2 separate regions of the Homo sapiens genome follow, and region 1 is linked to region 2. The links are chromatin contacts, found by Hi-C or POLR2A ChIA-PET in ENCODE. All regions are on one chromosome and are shown on one strand. Each heading gives the region's core, a stretch centred on a gene start or an enhancer-like site at or near the end of the contact. The rest is flanking DNA. Distances are from core to core; before and after follow the strand shown.

Region 1 (6,336 bases), core at 1,562-4,061, 220 kb after region 2:
CACCTTGAGACCTCACTTTCTCAAAGCAGAAGCCTCCCTCGCATCCTCAGTGCAAGGCTTGAAACATTTATGCCAGAATTCAGATAAGAATAGCTGCTATGTGCCCTCTGTTCACAGCAGAAACACCCTGTTTAGAAGCAAAAGTTCTAGTGGAGGCTTCCAGTGCACAGAGCCAGAGGTACCAGCTAGAACTATACAGCAGTGGGAAGCTACCTGGGGAAGTTCTGTGGTGTGATTTGACCATTGTTTCAGCTTCCATTTCCAAATCTGGTTCTCTGGCTCTCCTGGAGAGTGAGAGTTAGCCATGGCCTTCACTTAATACCTATTCTGCTTAAACTGGTATTTCTGTAAAACAAGAACATGACTGATATCACAGGACTCTACCTTAGAAGCCCCACTAAAGCTAAACTAAGTACAAGCTTATCCCAAATTTGCTTATTAGCTTTAGGGTCCTAGCAAATCTCTGTCTGCCTCCTTTGCAGAAAATCCCCCCTTTTCATGGTTCAATGAGCAAATTCCCTCTAAAAAGCTTTACTGATGCAATTTGAACCCTTTGTAATGTTTAATGCTAATTATAAAATATTTATCCACACAACAGTATGTTGATTTCTAAGTCACTCTCTCCAGAACACTAACTCCAAATCATGATTTCTTTGCCAAGTCCATCATAAGCCCCTCCCCTCCTCATTACTTTTCTCTAACACATATTAATGTATCTCAACTTCTTTAAAGTACATTGTCTAATAGCTTTATCTAACCAATGATGGATGAAACCTTTTAGAGACAAAATATGTGATTTTTGTACTTTTTATATACATACTGTATATTTAATAACACCTGATCCCAAATATAATCAGTCATGGATTTTGACAAATTCTCTTTCTTGTACATCTCTCTCTTTTATTTTTATTTTTTTTTTCAGACAGAGTCTCGCTCTGTTGCCCAGGCTGGAGTGCAATGGTGCAACCTACTCTCACTGCAAGCTCCGCCTCCCAGGTTCATGCCATTCTCCTGCCTCAGCCTCCTGAGGAGCTGGGACTACAGGTGCCCGCCACCATGCCTGGCTAATTTTTTTGTATTTTTAGTAGAGACGGGATTTCACTTGTTAGCCAGGATGGTTTTGATCTCCTGACCTCGTGACCCACCCGTCTCAGCCTCCCAAAGTGCTGGGATTACAGGTGTGAGCCGCCATAGCCAGCCCATACATCTCTCTTTAAAGAAACTCCTTAGACTCCTGTGGGCAATCTGGAAGGCTTAGAGAAGATTGTTTCTGTGAAGCTGAAGGTAGATTCCATGCAGGAACTCTGTGAATTTATAGAAATCATGTAAAACCTGATTTTCCCCACCCCCTATCATCCCCAAATGTGCCAATGGACAGACCCAGCCTCAAGATTCCAGGTTTTCAGTCTCTTTGATCACTTGCTCCTAAATGAAATCCAGCAAGAGAGAGGAAGAATTTTACTTGCTGTTCTGACGTTTCACCATCTTCCTCAGATTTAGTTTGCTCTGCTATGCGGGAGTCAACAGAAAATGGCACACAAATATCCATCGACTCTTTCTAAAATATGTTAAAGTTGATGTGTACAATAGCTCCCAGGTCACACAGTCTATTAATACACCACACAGATCTGAAAATATGCCCATGAACCTACAGTTTCAGATAGAGAAACACCAGCCTAGAGTCTTACTACTGAGCATTTTTAAGGCTACACATGGTCATTGCTGAAAGAGAGAGATCCTTCTGTCATAATATTTATTCATGAGAGGTGCAAAGAATTATATTTTGAGGCCAGAAATTTTCCCAACACATACTGTCTTGAAAATAAAAATAAAAAAAACCCATCAGAGAAAACTAATTAAAAAATATTTTTAAAAATTCGCCATACTGAAGATGTTGAAAACAACTGTTTACCCTCAACAATGTTTAAGACAACACAGGTACGTAGGACATGAATGGGAGAACAGTGGGAGCTGTGCAGCTAGAATTTCATTGGCACAAATTTCCAAACATGTCAGACTTGAAACTAACCAGCAAGGGATTGCTTTGCTGGAAAGTCATTCTAAAGTCTAAATTCTTATTCTAAGATCCAGGGCTGAAAGGCAAAGTAAATTCCTCGGGCAACACAGTTTTGGAGAAGTCATAGAAAGATCTCCCAAAATGTTACTGAGTCTTTTCCCAACTAAGCTTTTAGCTATTCCAATTAACTAAAAACTACACATTTATAAGCATTAAACATGCTACTGTTTAGGCTAAAATCTCAACCCTCCATTTCCATTCAGTGAAGCTTTTATCCACAACAATCACTTTAACTCAACATGGCAGCCTTGCAAGGGTTACCATGGCAGAGTTCTTTGGTTACTTTGGTTACCTCCTGAGCTCCACACTCTGGGGAAGTGTGTTTTATGCGGGAAAGAGCATTGAGGGGGAAACATGCCCATGGGCTCAAACTGGACATAACTTGTTTTTAATGCTTAATGCAAACATTTAGCTGTATTCTTATTAGCAATTCCACAAAGAAGAATAACGCCTCCTATTCTGATTTCCGACTATTCCCTCTACTGAACTTCTAGTCTCACTGTTCACATTGTTCCTGCTCCCACTCCTGCCCTTACTGCCGTCTGCATTCTCCCCTACTCCTGAAGCAGCCTCCCTGTTTGACCCTCCAAACCTCCTCCTGCTTTTCCTTTTAATCCTTCCTCTAAACCAGTTCTTCTGTGAGGACAGACAATAGCAATTCACAACCAAGGCTCCCTGCACCCACTAAGCCTGAAGGATGAGAAACTGGCTTGTGAGGATCAGTAAAAATAGTTGAAGAATGAATAATTAATAACTATTTATTTTGGTTTTACATTCCTTTGCCTCTTCTTGGATTTTGTGATTTACTGGTATCCTTTCTATGAGAAGCTCAGGTCCTTCTTAGTTCCTATAACACAATATTGTCATGAGTTTTTAATGGAAAAAGTTTAAGAAGTGTAGAGTTACTATTTTAGTTTTTCTTTGTTTTTTAAGATGATTCATATTTAAACCATTTGTGGACTCTGACCTGGCTATCCTTGCAGAAATCACATCTGCTTGAACAAGTCTGTCTGAATCATTTTTTTAAATATGGTCACTGAGTATTGTTACAGATTCTGAGACTATGACAAAACTTTTCAGTCATAAAGGCTCAAGCAAACTCTTCCAGGTCGCTTTTTACTCTCTGTAGTCTCCCAGTGGGATTTATGTCAGCCCTCAGTAAATGGCACATAAAAGAAAGGGAAGAGATTGGGCAAAACATAGAATTATTTATATTTGAAACACTACAAATGATAAAAAACTGCAGATGAGCAGTTACTTAAATTTTAAATAAAATTTAAAGCTAGAAACAATTTCCTTTTTTATTTTGCAAAAGAGGGTATTGATATCCTCAATGATTTTTAGGAAACTATACAAAAATTTACTTGTTTAAATTTTCAAAAATTCTGAGTTTTTTCATTCAATTTCCTTGAGGGTGCTTCTAGAGGAATTCCTGACAAGAGAATTTGAGAGTGGAAAGGCTAAAGCAGAAAAAGAACAACATAATGAAATAGGGACAGTTTAAGTCCCATCCTGGGCCCCCGCAATGAGGAAGGTGAACAGTAACGTCAAAAGGGCCTCATGGAAAGGTGTGTGCCATCAGGCCCTTCTCCGCCCTGCACGGGCTCCCACTCTAAAGGGACACAAATGTCTCCAGGAACATGCATCCAAAAATGGATGTCAAAGAAACGGTAAAATCAGCTGCATTTGATTTAGCACTGAGCACAGGAAATATGCATCATAAAAATTCCCAGTTGGGGCATTTGGTTATGGGGTCAAGCAAGAGTTAGAGATAAACAGGTAGGAGGGCATTCTCCAGGAAGCTGAGAAAGTAAAGGTTAGGGCAGCAAAGGTGGAGGAAAAAGAGTGTGGTCAGAATTGCCTTGAAACATCAAAGATTGTCTTTTTCAGTTGCAAAACTCGTAGGCAGTAGTTTTCCATTCCCCATGGCATTGACCTCTGCCTAAAGCAATCACTGTGTTCTTACTCAAGTGAAGGTGAGCAGAAACGCCCCGTACTAATTCCTCCTTTGGCAGAAACAAAACAGTCTCCTACATGCTCTCCTCGTGCACAGAAAGAATGAGTGAGTAATATCTTGGGCTCAACAGGGACATGTATTTTTTTTGAAGACAGTGAAATAATTAAGAGTTAAAATCAATAAAATGGAATTTGGTACCAAAAAATATATGCTTTTAAACACTTAGATAAATGTCAAAGCATATGTAGCAAATGAGGGTCAGGACAAGGCAACAATAGCAGCAGCACCGATGCACTGATAATCACCATCAACATTAATGAGGGCTGGCTATATCCCAGGACCACTTTCAGCTCTTCACCAGTGTCATCCCATTTAATTCTCACAATAATCCTGTTGAGGTAGGTTCTACCATTATTCCATTTTACAGATAATCACGATGCTGAACATTCAGAGCATTCTCTCACAAAGAATGTGGTTAAAACTTACCACTGAGCAAAACATGGAAATGTATGCTGGTTTTGTTGTTTTATTTTTTTGTTTTGTTTTATTGTTTAGCAAGCACTTACATAAAATTGATTGTGTTGTAGGTACCAGTCTAAGGATTTTATAAAAATTAACACATTTAACCCTCATGACAAATCGGTGAGCTAGATACATTTAGTATCCCCATTTTGCAGTCGTGGAAATTAAGCCTCAGGATCAAGCAATCTACTCAGACACTCAGCTAGTAACTGGTAGAGCTGGGCTCTAAACCAAAGCAGTCTGTCTTGAATGTTCAGAGGGGAAAATGTTCTATACATGCAGTTTATACTCAAGAATTTCTTAAATATTTAGTCAACTCATCCAATTTACTGGGGCAGGGAGCAGTGTGTATGGAGGGTGTGTATAGTGTGAGGAAAGGCTGGGGAGAGGAGAGACAGGCATTTATTGAGTCTCCCTTTTCTTCTCAGACCTTGCCAATGACTCTATCACGTATCATGATTATTGGTGTAGGTACTCACATTTCCTCTTATGTATGTTACCACCTGGTAAATCTGATGATAATAAACTTATCACTGGGGAGTAAAAGATATCTAACAGGTGAAAGAGTAGGCAAAGTCAATTTCAGTGCTAAGAACTAATGCTTACAGCTTTGATTTTATTTTACCTAATAATTTTAGTATTTCTTCACATTCGCGAACAAAATAAATAAAAATATATCACATTTTGACTCAACTATCTAAGCACATATTTCTGTCTAAGCATTTCTGTTTAAGCCTTCCTATCTAAGCATTACTAAGTACACAACCCTCTAAAAAAAATCCCTTAAGTTTCAAGTAAGTTCAGCCTTAAAACATTAACTTCCTCATAAAGAGGAATTGCTGCTACTACATTACCAACACTACCCCCAACTCCTATGCAAGGAGAGGAAATTAACTTTTGTGGTAGAGTTTGAGCATCTGGAAAGCCTTTGGTTGGGAAACCTGGTCTCATTAATAAAACAACCTGAAAATGCCCCAACAAGGGAGGGAATGGAGATTGGTGCTTTGAAAAAGAAAAGGAAGTAGAAAAACCTAAGGGGAGGAAGTTGCTTCAGAATTTAGAGCAGATTAAGTATTGGGGGTTCTTAAGACAGCAGAGAGCGTACTCCACTTGTACACAGGTCCTTTGGGTAATAAGACCTGAAATAGGCAATTATATGTAAAGAGGCCTGATGCTGAGTGTTGTATATAGACCAGGAGCTGCCATAAACCCTCTGTTAAAGCTTAGCACTGAATAAAAAGAGCCACAAGGCTCTGAATGGGCCCATAGGCATGGACATGGAGCAGAGGGAAGGAAAGTCACAACCCACTAGAAGTTAGTGGCCCCAACTTTTGGCAAGTAAAGTTACTGGGGTACTTCTGCAAATCCCAGGAGGGAGAGAGGACCACCCTTCCTCCCAAATGACCGAAACTGAACTTTCTGCTAACACATGACACATGGAGCCTGAGTCAGATTTGATTTTATAAGAAACTGCCCTGTGAAGCTTATTACTGTGTTTACTGTCAGGTTATTAGTGAGGACATTTATTATTCTATTAGGTAGTATGCCTTCCTGCACCAGTAATGTTGCTGCTTCCATTGAGTGCTGGGCTTGATTTTATTCCATGGATGCGCTTTTGTTTTTATAAATGATTATTTTGACCATCAGAAAGACTACAGCCAACTTTTGCCTTACCTCTAACAAGTGAGTATTTTATGTTAGGGCTGCTTAACAAAAATCCATATTCCCCTCTCCTTTCTGGGTATACAGCTAGACTACCCTTTTTAGCATTCCTTGTAAT
Region 2 (6,112 bases), core at 804-3,303:
CCCATCTCAGCTTCCTGATTACCTGGGACTACAGGTGTGCACGACCACACCTGGCTAATTTTTTGTATTTTGGGTAGAGACGGGGTTTTGCCATGTTGCCCAGGCTGGTCTTGAACTCCTGAGCTCAGGTAATCCTCCCGCCTCAGCCTCCCAAAGTGCTGAGATTACAGGTGTGAGCCACTGCTCCCGGCCCAAGTTTATATTTTTGCTGTTCAAGAAGATAGGCGAAAACTGAAACCTCTACCTACACCATATAGCCTAGAAGAGATCTCAGTGGCTCATCTTGAGTCAGATGCCCACTCATGGTTCAATAAACTATGGTCTAGAAGACAGGGTCATATGGATGTTTCTATTACAGCCATACAGATGGAAAGAGAATAGAGGATAATTATCAGAGAAGGAAATAGCAACACAAATGTTATTCAAATATAATTACAGAACTTACAAGTGGTTCCAATGTGTCTTCAATTATTTTAGGAGAAATATCCTTTTGCAGCTATGGCTTAGGTCATGAACAAAAGAGGAAGATGGATCCCTGTGCTAAGCAAGAGCCTGGGTTCTAGTATGAGACTGCCTATGTTGGTATTTCCCATCTGCTACATCCTGATTATGTGATGTTGGGCAAATTCTTGAGCTCTTTGTGATGCAGCTACCTTATTAGTAAAATTGGGAAGAAAATGATTCCTGCCTTGTAGATTGTTAAGAGGATTTAATTAGCAAATGGATAAGATATGTGTAACAGTGTCCATACATTAGTAAATGCTCAAAAAATGTTAGCTATTGATATTGTTATTACCATTAAAGAAAAAGTGGTGAACACTGAGCATAAAATTCAGCAGTATAGCACTTGTCATTCCTGTCTATTAACCCTCATTGTCCAATGTATTTGCTAGGTGCTGGTAGAGATTCCTAGTTTGAACTTAAATTAAATTTGTCACAGGATATCCTTATTGGAAATCCCAGATATGTGTTTACCATTCTGACTATTAGTCTTCTTTTTTTATTTTTTTATTTTTTTGGGTGGTGGGGACAGAGTCTCACTCTGTCGCCCAGGCTGGAGTGCAGTGGTGTGATCTCGGCTCACTGCAAGCTCCGCCTCCCGGGTTCACGCCATCCTCCTGCCTCAGCCTCCCAAGTAGCTGGGACTACAGGTGCCCGCCACCACGCCCAGTTAATTTTTTGTATTTTTAGTAGAGATGGGGTTTCGCTGTGTTAGCCAGGATGGTCTTGATCTCCTGACCTTGTGATCCACCCATCTCAGCCTCCCAAAGTGCTGGGATTACAGGCATGAGCCACCGCGCCCAGCTATTAGTCATCTTTTTAAAACATTCCTCCAGGTTTATGTGTGTATGCTCACAAAAGACACAAAGAGTTAAGTCAAAATGTACGGAGACCAGGAAGGCGAGTCTATCAGTAGCAGCAAAATGAAGATGTGAACAATCAGAAGTTTGAGGATCAGACAGTGACCTTCTGCTCCAGGCTACAGTAAATCAGAAAGGCACAAAATTTTGAAGGAAGAAAAAAGATTCATCTTTATATATATTTTTTCCCTAACTGCTATACAAAGCCCCAAAGCCTGGAAGTGTTAATTATTATATGATCAATAGTCCTAGCCAAAAAGAAAAAGAAAATATTTAAATATTGAAAGATTAATTATAGATAATTTAAGTCATATGACATAGAATGCAAATAGGAGTTTGGCGGCCACCAAATCAAGAACTTATTTTAGCAAAAATAAGAACTGTCTGTTTAAAATTTTAAAAATTTACTATGTAATTATTTTGAAGGTCAGATTTTATCAAATGAACCCAGTCTAAAACTACATGCAAAATATTATGAAAATGTATTAAAATAGCTTCTTCTGTTTTATTTACCACACCTACATTCTTTGTGCATATTCACATAGGAAGCAGCTAGAACTCAAGCAGGCAATTCCTTTATCTCATCAAAAATAGAAGCCAATAGTTGTAATGACTCACTTGTTTCCTTCTGCTTTCAATCCTTATCTTGGGACCACAGATTGCATTAGTTTTTTAAGTAATTGTACATCTTTTGTGAAGCACTTTGAAGTGGTCTGGCCATGTTTAGAATTCCTAAACAAAGCTAAGTTTGTGACTGAGCCCTATCTCTTTAATGCCACACTTAATATGATTTTGAGATCCTGCACAAGTCACTGACAAAAGGATCAGAGCCAAGCTCTTAGTTAAATTAAGAGATTTTCCTATAGTTCAATTTGTCATACTTTTCTTCACTTCTAAAATATACTATGAGCATGTCTAATTATAAATTCTTGGTAACTTGATGCTTAGAATTTTTTTCTTCTGTATTGTCCTTGACACCAATTTCTTTTTTCTCTGCATGAAATATAATTCAGAAGTTTGAAAACAATGAAGGTCCATATGAGATTAACCCAGGCACAATGGATTTGACTATTAATACAATGTTAAAATGTGTGGAGTGGAGTGTAATGGAAACTGCTAGTAGCTCCCCCAAATCCATTTTCCGCTTAGTCTGTATTAACAAAGTCCCGGTGTCCATCTGGGTACATGGCTGCCCCATATCAAAGCTATGTTTCTTAGCCTTCTTTGCAGCTGGGTATGGCCAAGTAATTCCCTTCTGGACAATGGGATTTAAGTGGCAGTCATGTTTGACTACCTTTGGACTTTCATGTGAGAGTGTTAATTACCTCCACACCTCACCACCCATCTGCATTTCATTCAATAAAGGAATAGTGGGAAATGATAATAAAGTAGTTATTATTAGTAATTAGTGATTATCATTGGGTACTATAAAGAAGCATGAGAGAGAGCTAACCATACCTCAGTCTGTAAACAGAGTGACAGTCCTGAGCCTTCACCTGCATTCTTAATTTTAATAGAAGCAGATCCATCCTTAAAAATACAAAATATTTGTAAACTGATGGTTACTTTTCAATTGAAGGTTATCACGTATTTTAGACACTACCCACTGATTTGCCTCTGTTAAAGGTGAAAAATGGGAATTGGATCCAAATCATGGCAAGAGAGATTTGGGCTATAAAGATAAATTTAAGGAAGAATTTAAAATACTAAAAATGATTAAAATCTACATAAAAGACCTCAATTTTGACTATATTTGAAAACAGGATAAACAGATGCATTTTGTATTCCAGTTTCTTCAGTCTCCTTTCTGATACAGAGTTGGATGAGTCCCCTACATATTGCATTTATTTAAAATTATAGAAGCACTTTTCTGTGAAAATAAAATACAGTATCTTTTCTTATTTTTATGTTTCTAACGAGCATTACTTTAAAAATTGTATTCACATTCAGACATAAGTGATTCTTAGGGAAGATCAAAAAAAAAACACAGGCTTACATTTTCATTTTTGTTGTGCAATTCTTAGGTAGTCAACTAAGTATATATTTAATCATATCAACGCATCCAGTTAAGCTATAATTTCTAAGCCATCTTACAGGTCATATAAAGGACAAAGATATCTTCATTGCACACTGTAAATATTTTGTTTAAAACATCAGGTAAGATTGGATATAATTATAGTTTTCTTTATCAAATTTAGAAGGCTGTCAACCACAGCACACATTCATTCCACTAGTCATTTTAATCAAGTCTGAAAAGCATAGGGCAAACATCACTCCAATCAGTTGTCATCTAGACCCTGGGGCAAATATGCTTAAGCAATGCTGAATTCTCCTGGACGTGAGAAAAGAAACAACTGTGAGAAGAATCTGCACTTCCTTGTAGTAGCCTCTGCAAATTCTTGAATGCTGGCCATCTCCTTTCACTAGAAAAAAAAATGAGGCAATTGATGAATTTCTGTTAATTCTACTACTCCTACAACAATAGCAAAACTGATGCTATTTTTTTCTATTATTACTTGAAAGAAATCTTGTAGAACAATCATATTTCTTTAAATATATCTGGGCAGCTGAATCCCAGGGTTTTTTCCTAAGTTTTACGAACACACACTATGAAGATATGATAACCAAACCAGCACGTTTCCTGACTCTTCTATCTTCTCTCTAATTTTGATTATATTCTACTCATACTGAACATTGACTTGGATAAAACATAACATCATTGCTGAAGCATTCTTCTAATATCTTACCATGATAGTCTTTATACATTTTTAAAATTATTTTTTTCTGGTGAAGAAAGGAAGATGGACCAGGAAGTAGGAGACGTATATTCAATTTTCTGCCTGTGACCTTAATTTGTAGTGTGACTTTGGGCACCCAGGGTTGCAATGTGCATGGCTGTCTTATCTGTACTATGAGGAGAGTTAGGCTAAAAGATTTCGGGATATTTTCCTCTAAATTACAATATGCCAAAGTTAACAATTTAAACAAATGTTTAAAAATATTTGTTTATTTGGTATACTCAGGTAAATATCCCTTCTTTTTTGTTTGTTTGTTTTTTGCTTTAAAAACTATAAACCCTAGAAATGGTAGCACTTATGGTTTAATTTTAGTGGGAATTTGAAGAGGATCTTTATTGATGTTAAAAAAAATTGTAACCATACACCTCTCTGAAATGAGTTTTTGGATTCAGTATGATTATTTTATACTTGATGAGAATTCAGATATAGAGCCAGAAGTTACAACTCAGAGTTATACATGGCATAAGTTAAATAATGAACAAGTCTGCAAATTTATTACTAAAATAATATTTTTGTGGGTTTTCTTTGTTTGTTTTACAAACCCTAATAGTATGCCCTCTGAATTTACCAATGCTTAAACTTTTGGAGAATAAATGTGGCATTTTAAGAAACTTTATTCAGATTATTAGAAACTGTAGAAGTAAAAACCTTCTACGGTTGAGCTAGATCTCATTATAATGCAAAGTTTTGACATTAGCCATTTCTGCAACCTGCAGTGCTATTTTTCCGGTTCAGTAACCATTAACTGGCCATCTCAAAACCTATTCCTCTTTTTATTCCTATTAAGTCCCTCTCTCCCCCGCCTCTGCCCAGCCACTTATCCTGCCTCTCTGTACCATTGATTTATGGTGCAGCTCACTCTGACCTTTCTCCACCAGCTGCTGACCAGGCACTGAGACATCTCAAGGGAATACAAAATCCTGGGGGCTCGTAGAATCAGTGCAATCTGTCTATCTATCATCTACCAAATTTCTCTCTTCATTGGCTTTAGCTACAGAGCATTCTTCCATTATCGGATACATGTTGATGTTTATGTTGTATAATAAATACAGTTAACATCTTTTTATATCAACACCAAGTTTCTATTTTTCACAGATTTTACCCAGATCATCATCAGTTTATGTATTCTTTCTTGACCCTCAAACAGTTACCTGAAAACTAATCTAAATCAGAATCATGCATCAGAAAACTTAAAATTTTTTAACTTTGCCTCAGGATTTTTATTACCGCTTTCCTTAATTCTCAGCTGATTTATATTGATTTTACAATTCTGCAGAGAAAATGCCAGATTATTTGGAAGATAATAGCACAGTTTCATCAGCTGCTGAATGAATACAGATAAGGAAAGAAAGAACTATAACTTAAGGAGCACCTGATTTATAAGCAAAAGACAAGCACTTCAGACTGATTAGCCAACAGCTGTCTTCATTTTTCTGAGGAAAATCTTTGGAATATAGTATCATAGTCTCCTAACTTTAGCATACTGATGTGGACATCAGAACAGGTAACTTTGAGATAACCAAAGGCTGTGAAGGGCTAAAAATCGAGGGCATTCTGAATCATGCTTCGCTTGAAATTATAAGTTGAGCCATGATGAATACTCTAAGATAAACTAAAAATCTCTGTTGAGAAATGTAGACAAGAAAGGAAAGTTAGGTAATCAGAAAACCCAATATGTAGACAGAACATTGTTCAAAACCATGCCTGAATTAACACTGATGAGCTGTCTGTGTTTCTACAATTCCCAGATGTACTTGCAAGCTATATACTTTCAATTGGTATCATATTTTATGTGTGACATTCATAGTTAGAAACATTGTCATGATTTAATCACTTGCTCTTGGAGAAGAAGCTAGAGAGAAATAAAGTTTTGGGAACTTTATTTTCTTTTTAACTTTTAGGTTTGGGAGTACATGTAAAGGTTTGTTACATAGGTAAACACGTGTCACGGGG

The links. Hi-C counts contacts between places; a loop is a spot of excess contacts on that map. ChIA-PET counts read pairs that join two places held with the same protein, here RNA polymerase II (POLR2A).
Region 1: a loop to region 2 is called in a map of endothelial cell of umbilical vein, with 2.9 times the contacts of the local background. The contact joins two enhancer-like sites. A Hi-C loop is called at or near these places in 1 of 168 maps with a recorded cell type or tissue (endothelial cell of umbilical vein). POLR2A ChIA-PET finds 5 or more read pairs at or near these places in 1 of 52 experiments (OCI-LY7).

The regions. Positions count from the first base shown.
Region 1 is chr5:127,810,451-127,816,786 of GRCh38, reverse strand. The region is part of intron 5 of CCDC192 (coiled-coil domain containing 192); the gene reads right to left. Among named protein-coding and RNA genes, the nearest start is that of CCDC192, 110 kb to the right of the region's middle. Within about 2 kb of position 2,811, at least 4 of the 41 ENCODE cell types and tissues checked have a DNase peak (open chromatin) inside an H3K27ac peak, as active enhancers do; they include endothelial cell of umbilical vein, where a contact is called at or near this core.
Region 2 is chr5:128,034,737-128,040,848 of GRCh38, reverse strand. The region is part of intron 2 of SLC12A2-DT (SLC12A2 divergent transcript); the gene reads left to right. Among named protein-coding and RNA genes, the nearest start is that of SLC12A2-DT, 45 kb to the left of the region's middle. Within about 2 kb of position 2,053, at least 4 of the 41 ENCODE cell types and tissues checked have a DNase peak (open chromatin) inside an H3K27ac peak, as active enhancers do; they include endothelial cell of umbilical vein, where a contact is called at or near this core.